2 separate regions of the Homo sapiens genome follow, and region 1 is linked to region 2. A link is a contact called in ENCODE Hi-C data. All regions are on one chromosome and are shown on one strand. Each heading gives the region's core, a stretch centred on a gene start or an enhancer-like site at or near the end of the contact. The rest is flanking DNA. Distances are from core to core; before and after follow the strand shown.

Region 1 (4,674 bases), core at 825-3,324, 160 kb after region 2:
TTTATCTGGTTCGACACCAGGTACTTTTCGACACCAGGTACTTCCCCCAAACACAAAGCTAGGCTGTTAATGACAGCATAAAGATGGCACAGGATGTGCATAATCCAACTGAGGCTATTACAAGAAAGAAAATTTGGTGAAAGATGCCCAATGCATTGGGAAAGATGAAATGCCTCTTTCCATACATATGAGTTTTATCCAGCTAGAAATAGACTGTTTAAATAACTTTCTTAATTAAATAAAGAGGATATTTTAAAGTTAGATCTGGAAAACCCTCATACCTCCAGCGCATGGTTTCAATGAAATATCCCTTAACATGAAAATATAGACAGTTAGTTTTTTCTTCCAAAGTGAAATGCTGAGAGGCTTCCATTCCTGGTTTATTATGCTTTCTGTATCTCTGCTCATTTTTCACCAGTATTGCATTAAGTATTGATATTGATTTCTTGTAAATGGAACTGAAATAGATGGCCCACAGTTTTTGTTATTGTTCGGTGGCACTTGTATGTAATTTATTATGGCTGTAATGGAGGCTGCCCCTCGCTGCCACGGCTTAAATTAAATGTGCCACACTCTGGCCTCTGCTTGTCACCGGCATCTCTCATTTGATAGCAAAAATTATTATGTATAAAGTTTCTCTTTCCTTCTCACCCCTTCCATAAGAAACAATAACTGTGCCCTTTGTATTGTTTTGAAAGTTTGTGTTGATGACGTCCATCATTAGTGAAAAATATGAAAGTAGGAAGGGAGAGGACAATTTCCTCCTGGCAGCTGGGTTCTGTTTGGTTTCTGGGAGGCCTGGCAGACAGGAGACCTGGAGTCCTGGCCTGGTTTTACTTCAACTCAATGGAGTGACCTTGGGCTAGTCCCCTTCTCCTTCTGACTGTGGTTTTGTGAAGATGCATCCATGGCTCACGTATGTGCAGGGCTCCAATGACAGCCCCTGCAGTCCAGGGCCAGGGAGCTAAGGTGCCCTTTGTCTGTGTGTTTTCCCTGTAGGGAGTGCCCCAGGATAAGCTGGTGAGATGGCAGGGTGGCACCTGAGTGGGCTTGGGCACCAGGCTGTCATGGCTGAGGACATCTGAAGGCAAAATTGCCTGGGGACAAGCAGCTTTGGGTGTCCCATCCAAGGTGCAGTGCAGGTCCACAGAGAGGAGGCACATCTTGAAGCCAGAGAGTGGCCCCCTCCACAACAGGAAAGGGCAAAGCAAGGACAAGGGGAAAGTGTCCTGGCAAAAAAACAAAAACAAAAACAAAACAAAAAAAACACACAACCCAAAACTGGAAATTCTCTTTCTCTTTCAGTTGAACCTCTTGGCTGGGCCAGTACCCGAAAAGCCACACCGAATAATCTTGGGGAATAGCTGTGCGACCATCCTTTCCCAGCATGCTCAGGATTCTGCAAATGTCCTCTGCCTTCTCTAAGGCCCCCATCTCCCTTTCAGGGTTCTGTAGCGTGTGTTCAACTTCTGGCCTGTGTCTTTCACTGTGTCGGGGTATTTTTAGGGGGATAGAATAGGGTGAGAAGCAACAGGAACTATCATGACTGGGGGGAATAGGCAGGCCCAGTATTAACGTGGCGTGTGTGTGTGTGTGTGTGTGTGTGTGTGTGTGTGTGTGTGTGTATTTGTGTGAATGTGTGCATGTGTGTGTTTGTGTTTGTGCATAGCACCTCAAGTGTAGGCATCTTTATTCCCAAGACAGCCCTTGCCAAAGACAGGGTCAAGTCACATGCTCTTAGACCTGATAATTCTGCTTATGTGATTTTCACTTCAAATGATTTCCTGTTAGGCATAAAGGTTTCTACTAAAGAAAAATTTAAGGTCCTCACACAAGCCACTTCTGCTCCTCCACTTCTTAAAGAACCAAGTTAGATTTTAGTGCATTCAGCATGGGGCAAAACAGTGTCTATTAATTAGACTTTCATTTCTATTGACAATGGGGCCTACAGGCCTTGCACTGAGGTGGACACAGACCTTTTGTGGTGCCCTGTTGATCCTGGTTCTGCTCGTGGAAAATTAGGCCTGATTGCCCTATGAAGGCCCCTTCTCTAGTTTCCCTCTCTCACCTGCTAAGTCTCCATTCTTCCTCTAACTGCTTTAAATAGGTCAGCTGAGTTTCATTCTTACAGTCATCAGGCCTTTGGTGAAGGCATCTGTGCTCTTGCTGAAGTCTGCAACATTTCCCAACATGCAGGCCAAGGGCCCTTCTCTTTCGGTCTGACCACTTGTCTGTTCATGCATGCATGCTTTCATTCATTCAGAAAATGTGTCAAGAAAAGAGCACATGATTTGGAGGCAGACGTAATTCAGTGGTGTGCCGGAGTGGGATATTTCCAGCTTGCAAAAGCGGATTGCTAAATTTGTAAGTGTTTTGCAGCTGGTTTTTAAACATATATTAAAAATGAAATTGTAGAAAATTGCAATTAAATAAATTATATCAAAAACAGAAAATAAATACTCAAAACTCATCATTTTCTAATTATTTTATAACATTGTATTACCATCTGTATCAGAGGTTTCCAAAGTTTTTCTATGAAAGTGCAGATAGTAAGTATTTTAGGCTTTCTTGTCTCTGACACACTATTCAGGTCTGCTGTTTTAAGGTAAAAGGAGCCACAGACAATGCATCAAAGAATGGGCATGGCTGTACTCCTGTAAAACTATTTATAAACATGTAGCACTAGATTTGGCCCATAGCCCAGGTCAAGTTTGCCAACTCTTGATCTATGCTTTTGAGGTTATTTATGTCTGTAATATCCTTCTGGTGGAAATACTGTATAATGGTTGCTCCCCAACTCTGCCTTCCATGAGCTCATGCTGGCAGCTTGGAATCAGCCATGGTGGGAGTATTTACACCACAGAAATTGGCAAACACTAACAATCAGTTCTCTTTTCCCAGAGAACTGGCTAAACATTCACGGGGACACCACTGGGTGCGTCTGAGTCTTGACTCCGTGTTATATTAGCTCTGTGGCCTTAGGCACATGATTTACTTTCTGAGCTTTAGTTACCTTCAATAAAGGCAGAGACTGTGCCTATCCCAGAGCACTGGCAGGGGCTGAAGTGACACAATGTGACCTAACGCGTGTAAAGCACACAGCCATGGGGCCTGGTTTAAGGGGGATTCACAGTTGAGACAAGAACTGGCTCTGGCCTCAGGAATTCTCAGGGTCCCGGAGGGAGAAGGTATAGCTCAACCATAGAACGTAAAAGAAAGAATCATAACCTGCAGTGGAAAGATCTGATCAGCCACTCTCCAACCTGGGGACTTCTGACAGCTGATTCTTGGGCCTCAGAGCTATGGTTTCAATCTCAACCACGACCCTCCAGGCAAGCCCTCTGCAACCCAGCTCCTGCCTCCACTTCCCACTGCTGACCCGACCACACACCCCGAGACCCTTCGCCCTTCCTGATGCACAGTCACGCCCTACAGTCCTTGTTCCCACTACCCCCCTCTTCCTGCGCCTCCCGTCCCTGCCCTTGTCTCTGGACTCAGCTCACAGGCAGCCTCCCTCCGTAGCTTCTCAGCCACTCCCAGATAGATCTCCCCATCTACAGGCTTCTATATCCTTGAGAGGGGATTCCAGCTCTTCCCCGTGGCCTGTGAGGCCCTGCACGCTCTGGACCCCTAGGAATGAATCATGTTTGGTATTTTCTATATTTTATGATGCTTTGACATCTTGGGGACCTTACTGGCCAGAAAGCAAATTGCCTGCAAGCCCACCACCACTCACATGTAACCAACCAGTCCAGGGCCCATTCTCCACTCACCTTCTCTATCTCACTCACACACTAACCAATATTTCCCCTGCCCTAAACCACCCCTGAACCAGATACCGAGCATCTAGAGACCACCCCAGAGTCCAGAGGTCCCCCAACACGATTCAGACTAGCTGGTCCTGGGCTGTTTCCTCTGCCTGGCCTGGCCTTTCCTGAGGAAACCACAATGAGGGCTCTGCTGGCCTAGGCTTCTGCCTCACTCTTTGTGTCTTGGCCCTGTCCAGTCCTTCACCTCGTGGTTCTCTCTCTTGTCACTCAATTGCCTCTATAAATTAAATCTGGGGTACAATCCTGAGACACCCTCCATCATCTCCCCAGCCTCCTCTCCTAACCTGCCCCCTGCACTTCATTCCAGATGCACTGGTGGCATGCCACCCCTCAGGCGTGCTGCACTTGGGCCTGCCCCAGGGCCCTTGCACTTGCCTTTCCCTCTGCCTGCACTGCTCCACCCCCAGGTATTCTCACAACTCAGCCCCTCACTATGGAAAGACTTTGTCTTGTCGGTGCTTTGTCAGAAGACAGCCCATGTTCTCTAATAAAAAACCCATTCTACTACCACACTCACCTGGCACTCCCTATTCGATAACCTGCTTTGTTTCTCAATCTCCTACCAACACCTGGCATCAGACACATTTGTTTATTTCTGCCCCTTCTTCTTGAGTACAAGCCCCATGAAGGCAGGAATAGGCTTGTTGAGCTCACGGCTGCATCCCTAGGACTTAGAGCCATGCCCAGGGTGGAGTAGGGGCTCAGGGAGTATTTGGTGCCTCCACTGGGGAGGGGAAGGCACCTCTGCACACCTTCAAGCCAGTACTGATCACCTGCTCTCAGTCATGGTTTGTTGGTGCCCCCTCTGGGGCAGGGACTGGGCCCCTTTGTCTGGGCATCTCCC
Region 2 (5,178 bases), core at 1,915-4,414:
TGCTCTCCACGACATTTGCACGTGGTTCTTTGCATGTGCTGTGTCCTTTTTCTGAAATGTCCTCCCTCACCTCCTTTCCTTTTATCTTCTTGGCTATCTTCTGTTTGACCTTCAGGACTCAGCTTAGGGGGCTACTTTCTTCTGGAGGCATCTACAGATCCCTGCCCCAAACTCATACCAGCTGATATCAGCTCAGACTGGTTTATAATGGTATGTGAGAGCCAATACTGGGCATCTCTTTCCAGCTCCAAGTTCAGTGATTTCACCTTGATAGCTTAAAATCAGAACGGTGGAAGTATTTACACCACCGAAATCTGCAAATGCTACAAATCAGGGTGTTTTTGTTTGTTGATTTGGTTTTTCCCAGAGAGGCAGTTTACCAGCACACCAGTGGGCATAATTGCCCGTTGATTTTCCCACTTCCTTCTTTAACTGGTAAGACCCTTCGGGGGCAGCCTCAGCAGCCCATCCACCCTCTGCCCCCAGTCTCTGCACAGTGCTTGATCTACAATATGATGCAGGAGTTCAGGATGATGTGGGCATGCCACCCTCCTCTTTCCTTACTAGTTTGCCACACAGAAACTAAAAGCTGGCATTTTCTTCCTCCAGATTCTGAAGACCTGGAAGTTATTTCTGAGAAAATATTATATTCTAACAGTCTGGAGTCTTTGGGTGTTCCCTGTGGTGGAATTTTATCTGTTGGTGCACTCCATTCCAATTGCCATTAACATGGTCCAATTTTCCAAAGGAGATATATTTCCATTCATTTTAATTTAGAGTAAACACTTTACCATCCTCAGGGATGTGCAGCTTGAGCAGAAACAAAGGGAGTTAACAGAAAGGATATTAATTAAACATCTACCCAGGATTGATGTTTTCTCAAGAGGCAGCATAATCTTATGGTTAGAACATAACCTTGGAAAATCGGTTTGTTTCTTTTTTTATGGCCAGGCCCCACCACTGACTTGAGTGATCATCTGAGTGGTGTGGACTCTCTTGCTTCTCAGAAATAACATCCGTCCTCCTGTGACTCCAATGACACTTTAAGGGGCAAACTTACCACCTAAAACGTGCTTAAATAATAAATTCAGCTTATTTGCTAAAATAATTTGAAATCTTGATTTAAAGACTCTCAAGACTCCCTTGGGAGGCTGAGATGGGTGGATCACCTGAGGTCAGGAGTTCGAGACCAGCCTGCCCAACATGGCGAAACCCTGTCTCTACTAAATATACAAAAAATTAGCTGGGCATGGTGGCAGGCACTTGCAATCCCAGTTACTTGGGAGGCTGAGGCAGGAGAATCGCTTGAACCCTTGAGGCGGAGATTGCAGTGAGCTGAGATCCCAGCCTGGAAGAGAAGAGCAAAACTCCATTAAAAAAAAAAAAAGGACTCTCAAGACTATAAATTGGATAGTTACCTATTTATTGAGCACATACTATGTGCCACATAGTACTAGGGGCAGCAGATTTAATTTAATAAGACATAATCTTTTCTCAAGGGAACTTGTGGTCTGGTCCGAGAGGCAACACACATAAGCATCTGCTATTTAAGAGAGTGGCAAGTGCTTATAAAGGAGCTCCCTGTAAATGAAGTTCAGGGAGGCTGTGGATGTTAATTCACTCAGCACATATTTGTTGAATGCCCCTCATGTACCAGGCTCAATGCTGGGCTCCAGGGATCTGGTGCTGGACTCACAGCTGAGAGAAGAGGCAGGGAAGTAAATAATTACAGAACAGACTGATCAATACTATAATAGAGGTACAGATTCAGTGCTCTGAGAAGTAACTATAGTAAGGTTCCTGGAAATCAAGGAAGGCCTCTCAAGGGAGGTGACCTTAGACTTCTGGTGTGAATAGATGTCTAGGAAAGGTGCTACCATAAAAACAACCACAGGAAAGAGAGAGGAGAGAAGAAAGAACCTTCTAAGTGAGTGAGCAGCAGTCCCAGAGTATGGAGGGAAGACTACATGTGTAATGTGGGAACTGTGCTGGCCTCGGGCGCAGGGGCTAAGCTGCCTAGAAGATGTTCTGATGGGCTCCTTTCCCCAGGATGCCTAGGAGGTACAGCCTTGGAAGCCCCCATGTTTCTGCGTCATCATCATCATCATCATCATCATCATCATCATCAAAGGCCAGAGAGAGGATCTCCAGGGGGATTTTGTGAATCCAAGTTCCACTGATCTCAACTGGAATAACTTTTGCTCTTGGTCCTTTGGATGGGCCACCTGGGATTTGTCTGGCTGTGTGTATCACCTGTGATTTTACACATCCATCAGTTAAATCAAAGATGCAGACACAAAGTCGAGAGCCAGGGCATGTTGGGTGGATTCATGACACTCTCTGGGGGACTCTGGGTACTTAAATGAATGAATGGATTTTGTTCAAGACATAAATATAATCTTTTCATCAGTGACAGCTATGCCTAGAATCTCTCACCAATGTGGGCTGGCTGGCTATTGAGCTGAATTGTTTTTGGAGAAACTTGCTGAGATATCGGAGGGTACCAGGGCAGCTTTGGGGCCTGGGAGGCTGGCTTGCTCACATGAACCCAAGGCTGGTGCTCTGGGCAGTAGATGGACAGGGCAGTGGGGAAAACTGACTCCATTTTAAGCCAAAGGTGAGCATAGCCTGAGCCTGTTTAATCAACAAATATTTATTCAGAACCTACTACATGCCAAGTTCTGATCCAGGTTCTGATGATACAAAGGTCGCTAAGACATGACCCAGCCCCCAAGGCACTTGCTATCTAAATGGCTACAATAATATGTAATATTGGAGGTCCTGGACTCTGAAACCATGCTCTTCCAAGTTCAAATCCTGGCCCTGTCATTTACTGTGTGATCTTAGGCAAATTACTGAACCTTTCTGTGTTCCAGTTTCTTCAGCTGCAAAGCAGGGACAATGATGGTAGGTTTGCTATGAGGATTAAATGAACTAATGTGTATGAACAGTTTGGCACAGGGCCTGTTTCATAGCTAGTGCTCACTAAGGGTCTAACGTTTCTATCTCAAGAAATAGAAGCTCCTGGGAACCATAAGAACTGTGATAGTGGTGTATATAAGATGCTAAGGGGCCATGAGGAGGAAGTGGTTAAGTAATTCTGTATGTCACTTACTCCTCATTAGCTTTTTTTCAGATGTGTTGATCTCTGCACCTGGAGGGTGGGGCTGTGCTCTCTGCTTTTCTGCTTGGGTACAGGTACGTCATAGGAACTGCCTGTTTGCTTATTGGTGGAGACCAATTTATTCCAGTTCAGTTACCATCGACACATATTTCCTGACAGTCCATACATTTGTTCATCAAATGTTAGTGTATCCTTCAGTGTCCCAGGCACTGGGGATGTTGAGATGAACTTTGTTTCACCTTTGATCTTCTTATGTTTAGTACAGGACCCAGACTTGACAACAGACTGCTGTAATGCAGGCTCATGACTGCTGTGGCTGTCTCTGGGCAGCAGTGTTACCACCAACAGCCCCAGCTATAACAGCTACTACTTATTACATTATGTGCTTACTGCGTGCCAGGCACTGTTCTGGGGGCTTCGTAGGCATGACTTCATTTTATCTGCACAGAAACCCTAGGATGTGGATACCACAATGATCCCCATTTACACCCCGGGAGTCTGAGGAGCTTGCACTGGCCTGTACCTCCTTCCTGCCCTGGCACCTCCTTCCTGCCCTGGGTTCTGTTCCTCAGATCCTGTGGCTCGGGCAACAGCAACACTTAGCCAGCACAACTGTATTTTGAAACATTCGTGATAATTTCCTGTTACCAAAAGAATGTGTGCTCACTGTAAAAAATAAACCAATACAGCAGGAAGTGATGTAAAAAATGAGCTCTCTTACCTACTCCTAGCTTTCTTACTCCTCAGTGATAACCAGTGGAATAATGTGGTCTCTACCTTAGAGATTTTTTTCTGTGCATTACAGGTGGGCACATGCATCCATATCATAGATGTGTTTACAGATGCTATTTTAAAATGTATTTACTTATTTTAAGCTGTGAGTGTGCTACATATACATTCCATAGTGATTCTATGGAAATTCATTGTACTTTACCTACTTTTTTATTGATAGATATTTGAGGTTGTTGACAATTTCTTTTTTCTTTTTTTTTTGCTATAACAACAAATGCTTCAATGAACTTTTTTGTATACTCTTGTAAGTTTTTTGTGAGATAAATTTCTAGAAGTGTAATTCCTGAATTGAAAGGTTTGTTTATTTCAAATTTTGTTTGATGTTATCAAATTTCCCTCCAAAAAGTTAGCACCAATTAATGCTAATTCAACAATACTATTGAATTTAAACATCAAGTTGGTTGGTGAGTTTGCATTCAGAAACGACGGTGAGCTTTCTCCTGTGGAGCTGGAGGGTAATGATTTAGGGAAAGGGAGAAGTGAGGAAAAGGTCTATGGGTTAAGTGGGGAAGGGCAGGAGTTAGGGAAAAGGCACCTCGTTCTTGAGACCTAGGACCAAGGGCATAGTCCTGATCTTGGAAGAAAAGTCGCCACCGTCCCCCATCATACAGTAGTTGGTGCTTCCAATTTCCAGTTTCATTCTTCTTAACAGTGGCATGGCTGGGTCTCCTCATTTGGATTCTGTTTTTATTTTAGCATGACCCTAAAACTGCCAACAAAATATCATTGTCTCAAGAAATGGATGTGAGCATCAGAAACAACTTTTATGCCACTCTTCAGATGCCAAGGATAATAATTCATTGGCTTCTCCAGCAGCTTGATGATCACATCCCTGCACGACGCACTTGGGGCTGCCAAGCCGTGGGACTGCTCTGTCAGTGTAGCCACGATTTAGTTTAAGAAGGGAAAGTGGACAGTGGAGGTAGGGGTGCTTCCTAGCATGGCTCTAGGAGAATGAGTGCTGACTACAGTCACATTCAATCTACAAATATGTGCTAAAAGGAAGGGGCAGGCAAGTGATCTTATGGCTGCCGAGCATCTAGAAGAAAATAAATCAGAAGGGACCCCAGCAGAGAACCTTCTACAAGCCACACCTAACTTAGGGTTTCCAAGTGTTCGGGGGGGCAGAATGAGCTAGAAAGTAATCTTGGAACCTCATTGTAGGGCATTTGTCTGGGGAATATTAATTCTTGTAAATCCACTGTGTAGCACACTACCTAAGATTCTTACCCCACCAGGAGGATTCAGGAATTCTCAACCAA

What was found. A loop is a pair of places that touch in the nucleus more often than their neighbours do. Pooled maps may share reads with other maps.
Region 1: a loop to region 2 is called in a pooled map, with 2.3 times the contacts of the local background. The contact joins two enhancer-like sites. A Hi-C loop is called at or near these places in 1 of 168 maps with a recorded cell type or tissue (esophagus muscularis mucosa), 1 of 37 single-sample maps with no recorded cell type and 4 of 50 pooled maps.

What each region holds. Positions count from the first base shown.
Region 1 is chr10:123,396,242-123,400,915 of GRCh38, forward strand. All of the region lies in intron 6 of LINC02641 (long intergenic non-protein coding RNA 2641), which reads left to right. Among named protein-coding and RNA genes, the nearest start is that of LINC02641, 51 kb to the left of the region's middle. RefSeq lists an enhancer at 1,844-2,153. Within about 2 kb of position 2,075, at least 2 of the 41 ENCODE cell types and tissues checked have a DNase peak (open chromatin) inside an H3K27ac peak, as active enhancers do.
Region 2 is chr10:123,238,352-123,243,529 of GRCh38, forward strand. No RefSeq gene overlaps it. Among named protein-coding and RNA genes, the nearest start is that of BUB3, 87 kb to the left of the region's middle. Within about 2 kb of position 3,165, at least 3 of the 41 ENCODE cell types and tissues checked have a DNase peak (open chromatin) inside an H3K27ac peak, as active enhancers do.